Linked DNA regions of Homo sapiens: region 1 is linked to region 2. Evidence: read pairs that join two places in POLR2A ChIA-PET (ENCODE). Cell type or tissue: GM12878. All regions are shown on one strand. Links, peaks and the distances in the headings refer to the core of each region. The heading gives the core; the rest is flanking DNA. Region 1 has its middle 49 kb from the start of AADAT. Region 2 has its middle 110 kb from the start of LINC02382.

The links. Peaks named below come from ENCODE experiments on the same cell type or tissue, not always from the same donor. Only the 100,000 strongest peaks of a DNase experiment are listed, where the experiment ranks them.
Region 1: POLR2A ChIA-PET joins it to region 2 with 5 read pairs; 1 of 35 experiments calls an interaction of 5 or more read pairs at or near these places.

The regions. Positions count from the first base shown.
Region 1 is chr4:170,133,575-170,143,794 of GRCh38, reverse strand. No RefSeq gene overlaps it. Among named protein-coding and RNA genes, the nearest start is that of AADAT, 49 kb to the right of the region's middle. RefSeq lists silencers at 4,943-5,092, 4,863-5,157. In GM12878, for the core only: a CTCF peak has its summit at 5,009 (motif pointing left); a DNase peak (open chromatin) is centred at 4,964.
Region 2 is chr4:170,843,762-170,853,981 of GRCh38, reverse strand. No RefSeq gene overlaps it. Among named protein-coding and RNA genes, the nearest start is that of LINC02382, 110 kb to the right of the region's middle. In GM12878, for the core only: no CTCF peak of the experiment used is centred there; a DNase peak (open chromatin) is centred at 3,811.

The DNA.
Region 1 (10,220 bases), core at 3,731-6,230, 710 kb after region 2:
CGTTGTGCACATGTACCCTGGAACTTAAAGTATAATACAAAAAATAAAAATAATAATAATAAAAAAGTCCTTAGCCTTAGTAAGATCCACGCTTAGCCTCTGAATCCCCTTGGCCACATTTAAATGGCTATTGGCCTATACTCAGTACCTCCAAGTTCAGGCCACTCTCTTCCCCTTGAGTCACCCTCGCCCTAATTCACTTTTAATAGCTCTGACAGTAACAAGCATTTCACATGGTACTGTACCATCTGTCTCCTGTAGCTTCAAGCTACTGGTACTAAACAATGTATTTTTGACTTATATAATTCTTCTTTTCAATGACAAGCACTGAAATATGTGAAAAGTTTTGAATCTCCATTTTTTTCTCTTGCAACTATCCTCAAATGATATTGTTTCCAGTCCATAAATAAAGTCACTATTCTGAACATACCTTGGTTTGTCCATGTCTCTCTTAAAGAGTAATGCCAATACTCTTGTTATCCAGAATTTACACATCTAAGAATTTTCTTTAGGGAAATGTTCAGGAATATAAGCAAATGTTTATCTGTAATAATGTGCATCATAGCATTACTTCTAATATTTAAGAATAATAGTGTAGTATACCTATATGATAAATTTTAAAAGTGTTTGAATAGACAACAGAATGTCACTTAACTGAGAAACTGAGATATGTTGTCAAGTGGGGATAAAAGATGACAAAACAAAATGTGATCATATGTACATATGTATTTATGTGTGTGTGCATATATCTGAAAGAAGACATAACAAAATGTTAATGATTCTATCCGATCAGCGGGGTTATAGATTATTTTTAATTGATGTATTTTTCTGTGCTTTCTAGATTTTCTACAGTGATAATATATTACTTTGTAATAAAAATAATCAATGTTATTTTTGAAAGAAAAGCATATTGCTAAAACCTGAAAGCAGTTCCCAGGTGTGGCCTGATCAACTCACAAGAGGAGGATTACACCCACTCACTCACTCAAATTCACTTCCACTAATATTGTTTAACATATTGATGTTTCTGCTGCTACATTACAGTTGATTCATTTGAGAATATTCTTCTTTATAGCCCCTAAGACATTTTCACAAACATTACTGCTAAATCTGTAGCATCTTGTTCTTAAAGATTAGATGGGGTTTTTTGTCTTGTTAGTTGTAATTTATAAGTTTTATCCTTAAAATAATGGATCCCATTACTGCCACCTCAATCTCCACCAGTCCCACTGAACCTCTACCATGCCCAACCTGGAAATGCTCAGGACCACTCTCAGAAACAGGTGAACAGGTGGGTGTGGATCTGAGTGAGGTGATCACCACCAAAGTTCAACAATCAGGACAACAGAGTAGAGACTGGTGAGCATGTAAGAGGCAACACTGCCTATATCACACAGAAGGGCTGACAAGAAATTAAGGATAACTCAGCGACCTCAATGGTCAACACTTGTGAAATTACATCATCATCCAGAGTGATGTTCCCATATGCCTAACGAGATAGAAGGAACATGAGCTGTGCTCTAATTCTGCAAAAATTGTAACCAATATGCTTTCAGTTGTTGGGGTGGATCACATATTTACGATGGAGGTGCTTCTCAGATACATGAGAATCTCTCAAGTATCAAATCAAGTAAAAAATTACTCTTGGATACAGTTTTTGTTTTGTTTTGTTTTGTTTTGTTTTGAGACAGAGTCTCACTCTGTCATCCAGGCTGGAGTGCATTGGTGAAATCTCGGTTCACTGCAACTTTCACCTCCCAGGTTCAAGTGATTCTCTGTCTCAGCCTCCCAAGTAGCTGGGATTACAGGTGCTCGCCACCACGCCCGGCTAATTTTTTTGTATTTTTAGTAGAGACAGGGTTTCACCATGTTGACCAGGCTGCTCTTGAACTCCCGACCTCAGGTGATCCACCTGCCTCGGCCTTCCAAAGTGCTGGGATTACAGGCATGAGTCACTGCACCCGGCTGCAGAAAACCTCTTTTAAACATTCCTATGGATAACCCTAAACACTGCAGTGGATTCACGAAAAATATTATAGAATGAAAGAACTGTATCATTACTTCCCCTCATGCAACCGGTTCCAAAACTGTTACCTAATGCAGGTAAACAAATTCAATGCTGAATTCACTTTGAGTGATAAAGGGAGAAAGAAAGTCAATGGATGGATAGGGTGGTTTTGTTTGGTGATCTTAAAAGTGTGTGACTATCCTCATGAATAAAAAGGCTGACAAATGTAGCCAATATGTCACACTGTAGACAGGCTATTCTTAGCTGGAATCATGAAAGTTTAAGATATTCTTGCTCATGAAGACTTCTCTGTCTAGTTATTTTCAGAATAAATAAGGCTGCCTTAAGCCTGTCAATGTCAAAAATACAGTTTCCAAAGAGACAAAATGAAAGTTCAGGATTCAGGCTGTTGCTATTTTAATGATCTTGATAAGCTGATCTAGAACTCACAGAGAGAGATTTATGCCTTACCTATTTAACCATGTCTCACTGTAATACCAAATATTGTGTTTTGAACTATTATATTCTGTTACGTTTTTGCTTGTTTTTGTTTTGTCATACTTCTAATGTTAAGATTCAACAATGCTGTTAAACAGAAAAACCTTAGACCAAATTTAAATTTAACTGACTTTATTTGAGCAGAGGAAAGCAAAGCAAAGTAAAAACAGAATGAAAATGATTCACAAATCAGGCAGTCCTCTGAACCAGGGCAGGTTCAGAGAACTCCAACTAATAACATGATCTGACAGCATTTATAGGAAACAGAAGTACGGTGTACAGAAAACTGAATTGGATACAGCTTCATTGGTTAACTGGCTACGGAGCGTCCTGCAGTAACTAAAGCTCAGCTCCTGGAGTTCAACTTTATGTTGGTTTGGTCTGTCAGGCCTAGTGCAGGAACCTAGTTTATTTTGGTTAACAATACTAAAGTTATATATATATATATATATATATTATATATATAGTGCTTAATGTTTATCTCTATCACACTTCTTTTAGAGTTTGGTTCATCTTTCTATCATGTTAGGACCGCTTTCATCTGATTCTGTCATTTAGGGTTTTTTTTCATGAACCCTCTTAACTCTGTGTCATCCACATGTTTGGTGAGTGTGTCCTTCATATCTTTATCCAAATCCCTGATGAACGTATTGAACAGAATACGGGCCACAACAAGGCTCTGATATTTACCAGCAGAAAACATATCAGATTAGCAATGTGTGGTTCAATGTTCAGCCAGAAACTCATCAAGCTAATAGTATTACGATCCAACCCATAATTCTTCCTCTGTGTGATATCATATAACATCAACAAAAGACTTTACAGATGATATTGGACTTTTTCAAGAAATTAAGAAAGTAATCTTTTTGTTTCACACATAAACCAATGAACTCAGAAGTCAGAAATGTATTAAAACAGAGTTGAGCCCTACCTTAAGAGTAAAGGGACTTACAAAACCTTATTTGCATTTACTGTCTCAAGTAGGGAAATACTTACCCCAATGTATTCCCCTCCTGACCTGACACTTTATCATGGACCCATAGTATCCATTCTGCCCCATAAACAGGAATCAGACATAAGGAATCAAGTCTTATTCATCTCTATTTAGTCTACAATGCCTAGCATAGAATTTCATACACGATACTGTGGAGTTTACTTCATGACTTTCTTAGGTTAGGATGGTCCTAGCAAAACAGAAACTTCTGCCACACTGCTCATCCCATTAGAAGTCCAGTGGTCACTCGAGTTTACTATTTCATATGGTATTGCAGAAAGGAAACCTAGACATAGGTTTGCCAAAATATGTGTCATGCTCAAGGCATGGCGCAGAACACAGATTCCCCCATAACCAGATGATGAGGTAATTGGCTGATAATATCTCTGGGTGTAGGCAGGGATGTTGCTACTACTAGGCAGTCAATATCTTAGTCATTGATACTAGCTGTTATTGACTTTGAATGAAGCACGATCCTCCATTTAATAAAAATAATGACTATTTAATGAGGACAGCTGGCCCAGCTAGGTCATCCCTGAGCCACAGGTTTGGACACAAAGAATACACCCATTCCAGGTCATCAACCACGCTCAGACCTCTCAGGGGCATGAATACAGGCTCTCCCTAGCCAAGTCCATCCTTTTGCTGACTTCGTCCCCTCTTTAGTAGTCTCTTCCTGCTCTGCCCAAACTCTCATTATCCCTTCCATGCAAAAGACCTCATTCTCATTCTGCTTCTTTTCTCACAATAGAACTCAATGTGGCCTCCTTCCCCTGACAAACATTAGAAGCAACACAGAATGTATTTATCCTTTTCTAAGAGAGAGATCTTATATTTTTAGAAAAATTATCCTATCTATACACTCCAGTGGATAAACGATATCCTTTATATGTGTTAGGGAATTTTCATATTCCCTAAATATTCTTCTGAATACATCAGGAACAAATACTTGAGTGTTTACATCAAAACATAAGATGATTCTATGCTGCACACAAAACTAAATAATGTTTGTTCAGTGAATCAATGACTTTATATAATACTTTATATAAGATGTCATACTTTGTATAAGATCGTTACACAAGGTACTTTAGATATTAAAAGATACTGAAAGATATTTTATAGACATTATACATTTATATTTTATGTAAGATATTTATATCATCCTTTATATAAGATATTTTGGATCTGGTGCACTAAGAGGCCTATGGATGGGAGTGTAGATATGGTATACTGCCGAACACTTCTCAGAAAAGAAGAGCAAAAATGTTGAGACCTAGAAAGCAGTGAAATGGAATTAAGGAGTTCTGTTCTTCAATAAGCCAGAAATTTGAGGCAGGTGAATGAGGTTCAGGCAGAGAGCATAGGTTAGCAGGAGATTGGCACAAACATCCGAAAACAATGTATAAGTGTGGGGCAAAGATTCGGAAGAACTGTAAATCAAGTGTTGGGTCTAAGCCTAAAATACCGTCTCTGAATCCTACGGCTGAAAACAAGTGCGCGAGCGACACCTAGTGTTCAAGTCCATAAATGATGCTGCGTCAAGGCTTCCTTTCCTTTCCTGGAGCCCACGCTGCAAGGACCGCCCGCTCCTCGGTTAGGTACAACTCTCATCTGCGTACACAGCAGATACAAACCGCTATATTAGAAATTAAGGCCTTCAGAGAAGTCTTTAACCCATTCCATTTCATAGACCACCCACTCTTTTTAGATATTTCATAGCCCACCCACTCTTTTTAGATATTTCATAGCCCACCCACTCTTTTTAGATATGGGGAAACTGAATTCCCTGTATAGTTTTAGGAAAATGAATTGCCATTTCATAACGAGATATGTTTTCACCTCCTTAAGCTAGTTTCCACTCCCTCTAGAGCAAAACAAAGTATCAGCGAAGTTAAAAACATGGGATGTTCCAGGAGCAAAAGGCCTGGTGCAAGCAGATTGCTTTCTGGACAACTAATAACAATATCTAATCGTTATTGAGTCCCTTGTATGTACTAAATTTTGGACCAAAGAAACGGCAAATATCACCTCAAATGCTGACAGCAGTCCTGCCATTCAGGGATTATTATGCAGAAATTCTATGAGGAAACCGAAATTTGGAGGCTGTGAGTGATTTACCCAGACACATCTCTAAATTGCAGATTTAAATCCAGGACTGTCTTCCAAAACTCACATGCTTCCCATATGCCTCACTGCCTCTCAGCTGTGCATGCATCCCAGCTGAACCTATCTCAGCATAAAAAATTGGTGTAAAAGAAACATTTCACCATGAACATTTCATTACCTCTTTATTAGTGAGTCTTTTAGAGTTGAGCAACTAATTAATTCCACTTGATTTCTTACCCTCTAAATCAGTGTATATCAAACATCATTTTAATAGCTTTTATGATTTTTGAGCATTTATTTTTAAACTCATTTCCAAAAAATATTTAATATTTCGTCTCAAGTAAAGCTCCCTAATTTTCCAAAGAGGAATTAAGTTAATTTACATCACCTAAAGAAACATAGCAATATTAGCGGCACAACCAGGCTAAAAATAAATATTATAGTTAGTGTGTGTATGGCAGATGCACCTGACAGCAATAACTTAAGCACACCCTGACAATGACCATACAAAGAATGTGTGTTCAGAGTTCTGAGCTAAGGAATCTGGGAGTGGCCAACCCAGAGGTTCACTCCTTCTCTATGAAATCTCGGCCCCATCCCTTGGAATACAGGACGAACAGGGGATCGGAGCCCTTTGTTTTGAGTTAGATGTAGGTTGCTAGGTAGAGGGTGCTAAGTGAAAATGCTATATAAACTGCTGCATTTATGAACAGCAGCAGTTCTCCTGTCCAGCCTACCTCCACTGAACTGCCCCTGTATGTAAGTTACCCATAATAAACCCTATGTCTCGTTCACTGTCTCCAGGTGTCTTCTTTGGCCTCTCAGACACAGTGCCATCCCTGTTGGAGTCAATAGGGGTCCAGTCCAACAATTGCCAAGCCCAGCCAGGAGGTCAGAGAATATCCCATGAGTGCCAAAAGGATAGGATCAGGAAGGGGAGATCCTCAGGGGGAATCTCAGGCTGGCCATCTACATCTATGTGGGGCCCAATAGATGGATGGGTCCCACTGCCTGAGTATGAGGACACTCCAACAATGCCAAAGGATCTGGACAAGCTGTTGCAGGGGGTTAATCCAACTAAGCGAAAGTCAGATGCCCAAGCCATCACAGCCACACTTGGCTAGCCTCTCCTGACTGTGCTCCAAGCAGCCAGAGACTGAGTTTGTGGTACAGGCAAGGGTGACTCACTTATAAAATGGATGAGATTAGAAAGAGATACCAGCTTAGCTCAGGCTAAAACATTGGAGACCTTTGGGCGCAGGATGACAAAAGGTAAACCCTGGCTTGTCAGGTGGGTCATTCAGAGGGTCGCCAGCTGCCACATCAACAAGTCAGGGCTATTATGACTAAATAATTCTGGGACCCTAAGTCCTGGAACCCCATAGAGAGAAACTGTGAGAAGGACAGTGAGGACTGGGACAAGCCTATAGAGGTTCCTTTCCTCTCTTCATGTCCAGTTGTCACCACCAAGATAAAAGCAGACCAACTGTGCATACAGGGAGTAGCTCCACAAGACTTGCCCCCACCTGAAAGACTGCAGTGAACCCCAATGCAGGATTATACCACTAAAGAATTGGCAGAGCTGGGAAATTGGTTCAGATAGAAGGGGAGACAGTTGATCAAGGGATGGCTTCTCTGTCTATGGAACATGAAGACAGAGGGTATTATACTCTCCAGACTTGAGATAAGTAAAATGGCATCCCTCACAAACCACCCATCCCTGAGGCTGGCCTCTCCTTACCTGAGTGTTTGTGGGCTGTCAAGCAGTGACAATAGATATAGAGCTACAAGTTGAGGCCCTGGCTAAATCTATGGCTGCAGCCTTCAATGATACCTGCCATGCTATTACTCTTCTCACTAAAGAAACTACCCAAATTGGATGCCTTACTTTGCAAAACTGTATGGCCCTGGTCATCTTAACTGCCATCCAAGGCATAACTTGTGTGTTAATTAAAACTAAATGTTATGTATATATCCCTGATTACTCTCACAATGTAACCCAGGCCATGCAGTCCCTAAGTACCCATATATCTGCTATAGACTCCCTTGTCTTTTTTTCAAGATGGTGGATAGGAGGCAGAGTTATTGTGCCTCTCCCACTTGCAAGGACAGAATAGTCAGTAGAGAGTAACACTGTGAATTTCTTTTTTCAAGAGCCACCACAGAAACTTACCAGGAAAGAAGTGGCAGGCTGTAGTCTAGTCCATGAGACTGGCAAAAAACTAAATTCCCAGATTGCTAGAAGGGGAGAGAGTCTGCCTCCAAGCACTCATCCTGACCAAGGAATCTGCAAATCCAGACCACAGGAGAAGGCCATAACCCTATCCAAAGCTGGAATGGAATTGGGGAGCAGCATGCAATATACAAGTAGAAGCATCATCAGGAAGTACTTGTAGGCATTCCCAGTCTCCAGCATGAGCCTAGGGAAGACATTACTTACTAAATCTCACAGGGGTCCTCGGGGAAGTCAGGCAACATGCTTAGGGAAGAGTTGCAGGGTGAAAGAAGCTCCAAACTGAATTTTGTGACATAATCTCAAGTGGGGATGAATTCCCTTGAACAGAACCTGGAGTGGGACGGTGAGTGGGAAGTGAGCCACAGACACGAGCAGAGCTGGGCTCCCAGCCTTGCCAGCAGACATGGAGAAGCATGGCCTCAAAGCTGTGGTTTCTATCTCTGTGGGAAGCTTATGGCCTGGGGCAGGTCTGAGTTCTGTGCACAGACCGGGATCTAAACCCAGCGCTGTTAGTGGAGCACTGCAGGAGCAAGACCAGCCTCTCCAACTGCATGGGAGCTGGGTGAAGCTTACTGCTGCCCATGACTCCCCACTCCCTTTGTGAACTCTTCTGTGCAGCAGAGGTGCAGAGGCACAGAGGGGAGAGGCAGTTTTACTCTCCCCTCTGGAACATTGCCCCAGTGGCCTGAGAATGACTCTCCCCATAGGGGCTATGGCCTGCCCCACCCAGGAGTCTGAACTTAGACCCATGTAACCCTACCCCCACCTGGTGGTATGTCTCCACCAGCCCTGGTAGCTTAACACAAAGGATATAAACTTTTGGGAGCTTTATGGCCCCACCAATCACCTGAAAAAACAGATTACTTCCCCTGGGCAACTTACGGAAAGCTCAAATCCCACTGCTACTACTGCAGCTGGTGCTGTCTTGCAAGCACCACCTCCTGGCTAGAGGCCAACCAACTCAGGCCATTACAGTACCTCTAGCACTGCACCCAGGAAGGAGAAAATGGCTGCATGATCTCAGCTATCGCCACTGCCTGCAACACCCTGGCTAACCAGAGATCCTGAGTCTGTCCATGTCATGAGTTCACTACCAGTATAAGCAGCATTTAAGGAAGCCAGCCCAATAAGTTTGTCTCAAACCAAGGAATCTCACAGAGCCTACATCACTCCCCTTCCACCTTTGTCAGAGCAGGTGCTGGTATCCACTGCTGGGACATTTGAAGACAGGTCATATGACTGGATCTTTTGCAGATATTACCCAGCACCAGCAGAGAATCTGGTAGCCCCATTGGGTTGCTAGACCGAGAAGAGCAGTAACAATCATTGTAGTCTGGCTCCCAGGAAATCCCATTCCTAAGGGAAGGGGGAGAGCACCACATCAAGGGAACACCCTGTGGGACAAGAGACTCTGAATATCAGGACTTGAGTCCCAGATTGTTCCACTAGTGGAAAGTTTCTTACAACAGAGACACAATTGCAGTGCTGGACACAGTAGAGAAAGTCTGCACCTCTACCCCATCAGGCAGGCAGCCTCTGTGATCATAAAGGGTCTTGAAAAAGGGGTCCTTGTTCTCCCAGGCACACTACTGCGGAAATGGCTAGGGCTTCTCTCATAGGCATGCAGCATAGATGCACATACAGACAGCCTTCTTGAAACAATTCGGGTTGATTGCAGCCCCACAGGAGAAGCACTCTCCAGGTTCAGGACTGCACAAGAGGCAGAGTCATAATTCTTTTCTACTTGGAACATCAACATTTCTACAGATAAAAAGAGATGCCTGTCTGATCTGAGTAACCAGAACATTAGGACAGGAGTGTGGCTGTGGATAGCTTTTCTGCTGGCTTCACAGGAAAGATAAGGTAGCTCCCACCCTTCAACCTGATAAAACTTCAGCACATCTAATTGAGACCCCCCTACACCAGCCACCACCTTCATCAAGGCTGGGACCTCTACCCACCATTGGGTATTATATCTACACACCTGTTTTAGCTACAACTGGTGCCAAAAGAGGGATGCTTCCCCTATTTGCCTGAGGCCTAAATCATCAACTCAGTAAATAAAATACTGTGGGAAAGAAAGTTTCTGGGTGTCAATTGAGTTGGTCTCACCTGTGTGAGACACCCATGGGGAGCCATGGGTGGCCTCTGAGGAGAAAAGTCTCCTTATTGCCTTCATGTCTTTATGCCCCGAGAGCATAACCACTCAGCAGCATTCTGCAGGTTGCTCAGGGAGATAACACTCCCTTGAAGCAGTGGAGTATAATCAAACATCTTGGCTCCTCCTGAACCCCACTCCCACCTGTTTCAGTCCCGATAAGTTAAAGATCTTAAGTAGTTTAGACACATGCCTTTGCTCAATGAAATTCACAGAAACT
Region 2 (10,220 bases), core at 2,874-5,373:
AAATGGGTTATGACCTCGTTGCTACAGGATCAGACAACCAAGTGGAAAGATAAAATATAATTGGCAGTTTGAAAGGACGTATATTTTCTTATCTCTGCCAAAATACTAACAAAACAAAAAGAAAGAAAAATATATTTTGAGAAATCATTAATTGCCACAGACAATAAGAGATAAATTAAGCAAAGTGATCATATCTTGTCTTCTGTGATGGCACTGGCTCCTAGAACACTACTTCCTGGCACTAGCGTAGATCTTACAGGGCTGACTTTGAAAGTCTCAGACTCCAAGAGCTATTCATGATAAGCCTAGGGAGAAGCAGCAGAAAATAAAATGTTGCCTGTGGAAGTGGTGCACTCTCCCAGTCGGCAGGGGGCGTACCCGTGCCGGGAGCAATCTCAAGGAAGACTATTCACATATTTCTAAAATTCACTGTACCATGACAACTTTCACAGTGATTGATAGAAACAGAATTTTTCATGCTACTTAATTATTTAAATACACAATGTTAAGTGTGAAAACTCAGAGAAAAAGAAAAAGATTCCTCCATTTTTGACATGAAGGTAAAAATATCATCTTACAAGTTTAGATTCAGTCTTTTGTGGCATTCAGATAGGAAATCTTAGTAAGATTCTTAGTAAGGCTTATTCTAGCTAGCTTGCCACGTGTAAGTGGGTAGCACTGAAATATTATTGATCTTGTTTGGGTTTCTGTTTCTGTATGTTGTTAAAAAATTATACAGTTTGGATTGGTAATCTTTGTGTTTCCTTTCCTCAATAAAACTATACGACTTCATGTTCATTTATATTTGTATTATCCAAACAGAAGAGAGACTACGATAATGTCAGTTTCAAAAAGGAAGTCTTTGATCCCTTTAGATTTATTTTTTTATTTTATGTTACTTTATTTTAGTAGATACGAGGTCTCCCTATGATTCCTAAGCTGGTCTTGAACTCAAGCAATCCCCCCTCCTCAGCCTCCAAAAGTGTTGAGGTTTCAGACATGAGGCACCATGCTCAGACTCCATTTTTTATTTAGATCAAATTATGACAGATATTATAGATACCCTTGCTTCACACTCATTCAAACCATTTCTAGCTTTCTTTCCTGTACTATTGAATTGAGAAAGCAAATATACACTTTCTTTGCTCCCTTGCAGGTGGTGCACTATGTGAGATTACGTTTTACAAAATGGGAACACCAAAGTAAGGCTTAGATAAATACACGAGCAATCTGAGGCAGTGACTGGGAGATGGAAATCAGAAGCTTCTAGAAGCATAATGATAGAAGTATTTGGTTTTTCTAAGACCACTGTGATTGAGTTCTTAGTATCTGTTTTCTAGCACCACTGAGACTAAGCAGCAATGATTTTTCAGCAGAATGGATTCTTAAGATGGTGGATCATGTTCTTTCATATGTCTCCTTGCTGGTTCTCTGTCTCTGCAGGCTATTCCCTAAGCTTCCCTATACTCATGAAGTCTTCCTGTTGAAATCAGAGTTTCCATTGCCTTCAGCAAAGGACCCCCATTAGCACTCTGAAAGGTAAGAGGTGGTTTATTTCATAATTGTTACAGATGATGCAATATATGGTGGTTGCTTGAGTTTTTGGTTTTCCCATTTGTTCTTTGGCCTGGTTTTGTGTGATAGTCCAGAGGGATTTAAATCTTTCTGCTGTCATCATTTTTCCTTAATTCTCTAAAAGTTATTTAAAGTCATACTAAGACACAATATGACATTGTAGCTAGGAAAGAAAAACAGAAAAAAATGAACACATTAAGGAAGCCCAGGAACTGATAGGCATCTATCATTGAGATGTAAGGGTTACAGAGATTGCTACTTGCCTCTCACTTCTCAACAAGTAAATGTCTTCTTTCTTCCAATCATTCATTTTGACATGACTTACAAAAACTTTTCAAGAATGGAGCACAGAACTTCCATATAATGTCAAGATGTAATCTTTAGTTTCTTCAGGGGAACTAAACATTCTTGTGGCTAACTTCCCTGGCTACGGTTTTAAGTTATTATCACCTTCTTGCTTAGCAAGTTGCTCATTGACTTTTTAAGGCTAGCGAGGTGCCTGGAATTTCCCTTGAAGGAACTCAATTTTTTTAAAAAAAATCTGGGGATACGGGGTTCCACAGGCCCCAAAGAGGAGTTCCAGCTCCCTCCCAACGGCATTAATTCAAATTTCCCCAGTGCTAGTATTTTACCACATTCTCTCTTTATCTCCCACTTTCCTCCTCCCTCCACTTATATATGCATGTAGGTATAAGTACCTGTGTGTACATATGTGTATATATATGGCTCTTAATGATTTTTAAATTTTGTCTATATGGGGGATGATATCCCATTACTCTTAAACAAGTCAGCAATGCCTTTAAAACGTATTTTTTCCTTCTGGTCCAGGATCTGATTTAGATTCACTTACTACATATGGTGCTGTTCCTGTTTAATACCCTTTAATATGAAATAGTTCCTATTTTTCCTTTATTTAATACTGACTTATAAAAACACAGATTAGCTCTTTCACAGAATGCACTCAAATTCGGTTTTTCTGATGTTTTCTTATCATTGGATTCAGGTTGTATATTTTTGGCTATGATATCACAGACACAATGCTTTGGTTTTCTCATTGGATGGCATCAAGGGGCACATAATTTCTATTTTCCTCATGGCTGTTATTAGCTTTAATCATGTAGTAAAGGTAGTTTCTCACAGGTTTCTCCATTATAAATTTATTGCAACCTCCTTTGTAATTAATACGTAACTTGGGGGAGATAATTCTGCCCACTAGTATTGGCATCCCTTGATGATTCTCATGAGCTGATTATTCCTATGATGGCTACTAAATGGTGATTTTCTAATTTCCTCATTCATTCTAAATTTATGAGTTGGCATCCTACTGCAATGAAAAGCTTTTTCTTAATTTATTTTTTATTCATTTGCCATATATCTCTTTGTGTATATATGTGCCTCTACCTGTATCTATTGATCCATTAATATATCTGTATAGATATCCCAAACCATGTATTTATACAAATACGTCTAATTCCAACTGAACTCAAGAGGGTTCATTCTAGCTGTTTTCCATCTCATATTTTTACCTCATTCCCTGGTGATGAGAAACTTTCATCCCATTACTCTCACTATATGTACTTAAGTGCTCATACTCCCTTATGTAATCAAACTCCTGATCACACAAGCTACCTCCACAGTCCTGACAACCTCCTCAACACCATGCCCACTGGCTCCAAACACCTCCTATCTCCTCAACCCAAATCCCTCCACTTTGGCCCCATTAGGCCTGCTGGCCTCGTAAGCCTCAGCTGCCCTCTCAATTCTGATCACTTCAGCCCTGCATGTCCTCTCTCCCTCCTCAGCCCCTAACCACTTTTTCTGGTCTGATGTAGGCTTCCTCTCTATCTTGACCATATTCTCTGCCCTAGCGTGACATTACCACAAATCCTTGCATTTCAAGGGAAGGGAAAGAAAGAGTAAGATGAAGAGAAAGAGGGAGTTTTTAGATATTTAAGGAGTCAAATTACTACTTAGATAAAAGAACATATAATCATTAGTTTTCTTTGAAGCTAGACGTGGCCATGTGAGTGAATATTGTTGGTTTATTTTAAAATGTCATTTAGAATTTATAAGTCTACCTAAAATGTATTTTATAAACTCTGTGTTTAGATTGCCTTCCAATTGCCCTTTCAAATTTATATCCACCTTCTTCCAATCCATTCTGTGAGCCAGGTAGTGAACTTTCATTCTTTCTTTTAGTTTCTATTTGATAACAGGAAACCACAGACAATGAGGAGAATGATGTCATTATTTTAATTCTCTCAACCATCTCTCTGTGCCATTGCCTCTTATTGACTGTGTCTCCTGACTGAAAGTCACTGCTCTCCAAGCTATCTCCATATATCTCGCTCCTTCCACTTTTCAAGACTCTTTCCTCTCCCTCATTCTTTCAGGCAAGGGATACTAAGTATCTCTGCTTTACAAGTCCTGGCATGTTAGACTTTAGTTTGTGTTTTACCTAAATCCTTCCTATATATTTGTTAAAGTTCCTTTAATAAATGTAATTACCTTAATTTGAGAGCACCATCTGTTCCTACTGGGACCCTTACTGATACGTTAGTTGATATTAAAGTGGCCACAGAAAACAGATTATCAAAATAAGATCATTGAATTTTGTTGCTTATGTATTGGAGAAACATGAGAATGACCTGTTTGCTAAGGGGATCTGGCTAATGCATAAGATCAGGTGGCATCATGTTTTCTGAAGTTATCACAAATCTTAGCACAAGGTGTATTGCTATGACACAGTTGCAGTGGCCACAACAGTGGAAGTGAAGAACGTGTAGTCATTGTGCTTCTTACTATAGCTTTAGAGATAATCTATAGGGGAAAAGAAAACTTACTACCTATAAATATACAAGAATATGGGTTGAGAGCCCAAAGACATAATGAAATTTTCGTAATCACAGGGAAGTTAGGGCTTGAAACCATTCCTAAAGCATGATTAGCTGGACAAGAGGAATCCTATGAAATATTTAATTCAAGGATGCCACTTATGCCAAGGTAAGAGTATTGGTGAGAAAGAAGTGATATCCATAGATATGGGATAAGTAGACATAAATAATGTATAAAATCTGATCCTCCAAATTCCCCTCAAATTCTATTACTGGTAGATGCAGCCCTGTCACTCCCAATGTGGTCTGAAAGATTCATCCATCATCAACATAAAAGCTTTTGGTGATGATATTTTGGGGCACTAACCTTACAAGCTGATTCCATTTCTCCTCAGGTTCCATCCCCAACAACATCTCATTTTATTCAGGCCCATAATTAAATGTTAGTACTAATAGAGCCCAGACACAGTAACACAGGTCTTCTTAAAAAGGAGATAGCCTACATATTTAAGGAGTTATAAGATGATATCAATTGATATTCAGCTATATACTGGGGAGTATGTGTTGGAGTAAAACTTAAGGCTCAAACCTCATAAATATATATTGGCAAAGGTGCATTCACCCAGGATAAACATATATCATGTTGTGCTCAATTTTCTAGGAGTGGCATTATAATCTAGTCATCTGGCCGGTTAAATCTTTGACTCAATAATTCATATAATAAACAGGGTTAAATTAGGAGACCTTCCTGGGTATTTTACAGGGGAAGACATGAAGATTATGGGAGATGGAAATATTAAAATGTGCCTATTGGCTTAAATATGCTCATCCATCTACTGACTATACTCTGAAGATTTGGAAATACTATCTTAGATTTTTTTTTGAAACGTAATGGTAAGGGAGAATATCAGAATCATTGAACAATTTTTTGTGGTAGCTATTGTCCATGGGCTTAAGAGGATAGAAAGAGATCCTGTAATATAAATGGGTTTTCTGATTCGATTGAGAACAAAGGATGTGAAATTATAAAAATCAGGTACAAAGGGCGAGGTGGAAGCATCTGGAACTACTCTTATTCCAGCAAGGCAATCAAGCTAAAGCAATATCTAGTTTCTGGAGGAATTGCAGAGAAAAAGTTTCACCATTAAAGATGCAAAAGGTAAATGGATGTTGATTCTTTTTAAACCCCCATTTAGTGTGCCTGTTGGCCAAATGTGAAGAGCAAATGAGTCATGTATAGTGACCATACATTTTTAAATCTTAATTATTAGGTTGGCAATTGTAGGTTTATTTCCCAAACAGATAAGACCTGGTATCACTTTCACCCTCTCTGCTTTTTGTCCCCACTTACAAGTAGAAACAACAATAGAAAGCCAAATACACTCCCCAAACCAATCACATAAGATACCCGTTTTCTAATTATTCCATTTCAGCTTTACCATTCCTACCAAACGTATCTTATGACTTACTTTTTTCTTGCTATAAGGTTTTCCCACTCTCCTGCCTGCCAATAAGTCTTGTAATGCTGGCCAACTCCCTTGCTATAACAAACTCTAAATAAGCTTTATTTGTTTTTATATCAATAGTCTTTGCTTGTTTTTGCAGTTTCTTTCTGAAGCTGCACCAAGACAAGGTTTGCACTTCTCATTACTGTAGACCCCAGCCTTCAACCAGAGGCATAGTGCCCAGGGAGGACCCTTGAGCCTTGCTGCTCCTGGCTTGGTGAGTCCATGCCAAAGAGGAAAGTCAGCCACAGGTCTGAACTCTGTTCTCTTTGCATTGAGTTTCTCAGCTACTTATTCTCAATTGGTTTCTGGATTTTTTATTGGTTTTCATTTGTTAGGTATCTGTAATGGAATCAGGTCATTTCTTCTCATCCCTTTTGTTCTCTGTGTGCTTCCATTTTGCATCGTGCTGAGTAAAAATGTTGTTTGTCATAAGGAGAAGCACACCATGGAACAAAGGCATAGATCCTGTCGGCTTCTTGTCTGAGCTAGCTTAACAGCCCAGTCACTACAAAACCAACTTGCACACACATTGGCCAGAAACTGGGCTGCTAAATGCTGGAGGGCAAAATCTGATTGGACTGTCCCAGAAGGTAACCTAAAAGATACTTTTTTCCCCACAATAAACTTAAGGGTCAAAAAGACCCGAAGGGTAGGGCAAATTTTCCTAAAAACTACACCTAAATCATCTCTAATAAAAATTGACAGCACCATAATTTAATAATATTGACTCAGAAACATGAAACTGTAGTAGATTTTGGGGATAGACTAAAAACTACTTTCCCACAAGATTTAGAAGTTAAATAAGGTGGCAATATAGCGGCAGCCCTTTTATCTCTATTTGTCAATGAAGTTAAATCTGAAATTAATTCAGACATATAAATTAGATTAAGAAATATCCCCTTTGCCTGAAATACAATGACTTGAAAAACATTTTGAAAGGGCTTTAGAACAATAACAAATAAAAAAGTCAGGACCTAAAATAAACATAAAACCCTGCAGCTTGAACAGCTATACTATGTGGCCCACATTTTAACCCTTCTTAACAAGAACACTCATAGATATTCTGAAAAGAAAAGACACTGGAAAAAAGATTGTCCTATATTACAAAAGAAAAACACAAAAACCCTCTATTGAAATCAATGCGCATTCTCTAAGGTAGAAAAAAGTATCCAAGAGCCTATTTTAAACACTCAAGGTGAACTAACTATAAATATAAATAATTAACATTTTCATTTTCTGTTAGATTTGACTTGACTGTTAGAGCCTGGTATATACAGGTGTTACACTCTCTACATTAATTAAACACCCCCAACTTCGTTCAACCTCTTCCTCAGTGTAAACACAGCTGTAAGTATTCAAATAACCCACAGATTTTCTCTATCCTCCAGATCCTGACTATAAACCTTGGATTCTTGACTAAAAAACACTCCTTCCTGTTCTGCGATATGACCACAGAAAATGAAAATGTAATAGGGTATGGTTGGCAGAATAATATTCCTACTCCAAGATGTCCACATCCTAATCCCTGTTACCTATGAATACGTTAGGTTACAAGGCAAAAGATAATGACAGTTGCAGGGGGAATTAAGGGAACTAATCAGCTGACCTTAAAATAGGGGGAGTATCCTGGATTACCCTGGTAGGCCCAATATATTCACAGGATCCTTAAATGTTAGCGAGGGAAGCAGAAGATATTCAGAAAGGGATGTGGCTATGGAAGACACATCATTATTTCCTTTGATATCGGGGGATGATGGCCAATTGCCAAGGAATGTGGGCAGCCTCTCTCCCAGAAAAAGAGTAAGTTATTACAATCTATTGATCAGATTCTAAATTTGAGAGTTTTTAATTTAGAATTAAAGTAGAATCACTGTAATGTGGTACTTAATCTGTAATTACTTCTAAATTTTAATTTGATACCCTTCATATCGTAATAAGCCACCTGGAAAAACATAACGAAATTCAAATATGCCACTGAGAAAATGTAAGACCTTGGTTGGCACCTAGTGTCATGAACAATTCCATAAGCAAGTTTTTTTTTTCTAGTTCTCCCTGAGCCCCCGCTTGATACTACTCTTTTGTGACCAGAAAAGTGCTGTTTGCCTTAGACTAACACTTCAGAAACTTAGTAAGAGTACTCCGAAACTTGTCTGTTACACAGAAGCATTAAATTCTATGAAATCTCTCAAAGCTGAAAATTTTACTTTTTCTCACTATAAACTTTCACACTTCCCTACTTGCCCTTGAATCTCTTCCCTTGTAGAAGTGATGGTGGCTGACTTCCTTGCTATAGTAAGCTCTAAATTATTCTCATTTGGGTGGTCTTTCTATTTATTCTCACGTTTTTAAAAATAAAGCCCAAAACAATCCGAGAGGTTTCTTTGTTTAAACATTGCTCCAATTCATCTAGTTCTTACTGCACTTTAACACGTCCTTTAGTATTTTAAAAGAAGGCATTTAAGACGATTGAAATACTAATTACCAGTCATTCTAATGTCTCTAATAAATCAGGCCCCTAAGAAGCTCTTCTATCTAACAATAATTAGACCACTTTCTCTTCTGTATATCCTTAACACTGAACACACATGAGTTATAGACATTAGACTTATAAATGCCTCATATATATGACTTCTGAATCTCAAATACCTATTAATGGTGAAGGGTTTGCAATCTTTTCAAACTAAACTGGGGCTTCATTAGAACCAATTAATCTTGATAATTTCATTATACATTGGTCAAGACAGTCATTGACTACATATTTGTTTTTCTTTCTTCCTGCAGACATTTTTTTCCCTGACACCTTCTCCTTCTCTTCAGCACTTGGGTTAAAATGCTACTCCCATCATCTATGATCTTGATAAGGCTTGGTGTTATTCCCTACTGTGTAATTTAAAATCACTTCCTCTGTCTGGCTCAATACAGTCAGGAAGCAGACTTGCAATCAAGCCCAAAAAGTGTGTTATATTCTCAGAGCTTTGTATCATAAGCGATCTAATATGAAGATGTAAGAGATGGTTAAGATCTCCTTCTATCAGATGCAAAGCCCTGAGTGGAATGTTCCTACAGGACCCTCGTTAAGGTTGCATTGGTTTCTAGGCATTTCCAAGCCTCGTTCTCCAGAAATCCTTTCTATTCTGTAAGTCCTTAATTATACAACTATTCTTGCTTATTTTTTAAGTCCCCCAAACCTGAATTATATTTCTCATGTCTTTTGTTTTCTTCTTTCTTATAGGCCAAAATGTCTAGCACATGGTTTTATTAAACTTGATTTAAAGACAAATAAAGAGAATAAAATACACAAAAATGCAAATAAAAATCCTTGAAAAATATGTAGAAAGTACACATAGAAGAGTAAATTAGGCTAAAGCTAGCCTCTGGACTACACTAACACTAAAGCTTTTTTTACTGTTTTAATTTTTAAAACTTTATTATAAATTGACAAATTATAATTGTATATATTTATGGGATATAGGATTAAGTAATGATGTGTATACAATAGAAATCATTAAATCAAGCTAATTAACATACCTATCACCTCAAATGTACAATAACACCTTAAAATTTAGAGAGATCATGGAAAATTCAAGTTTATAAAGCAGATGCAATTAAAGTTAAAATTATATTTAAAGGTTTATTAATGTACTAACAGATTTAAGAAGCGAGGGCTATGCTGTGCATAGCATAATGTTACTGTAGACACATTAAATAACAGCAATTTTAAATTAAGTTCCTGTAATAAATTTCACATAAAAATAAATTCCTATGATATTTGCTGCCTACTTAAAAATATTTTGTAAGCAGATATTTTTAATGAAAAATTGCTGAATGGGGGTGACTTAAAGTTTAGTCACTTTAGAAAAAATACCTCATTGATTGGAAAGATGTGATGATCTATAAACTAAAATAACTGCAAGTAGGGCCTCAGAGCCAAAAGTTACAATATTAATGTTAGTTTTTTAGAATTGCTCAGATCTTGGAGTGTACACTGGATTTTTTGCAAATAGCAGAATAAGATTTTGAGACATCTCATATATATATTGACAGCTCATGGTATCCCCAGCCATTGTAGGGGTCTTGTTTTCCTCCTTTTACCTTCCAACCTCTGATACCCTGTATCAAGTTACCTTCTTTTCTTAACTAGGCCACAGACTTAGCTTGATAGATGTTGCCATGTACTTCTGTCTTCCTCTAATCCAGATGTTGATGAATAAAAGTTTTCAGAGCAAACCTCACCTACCTCTTCTTACAAATGAATTTTAATTGAAACACAGCCACACCCATTCATTTACAGCTTTTTCTATGG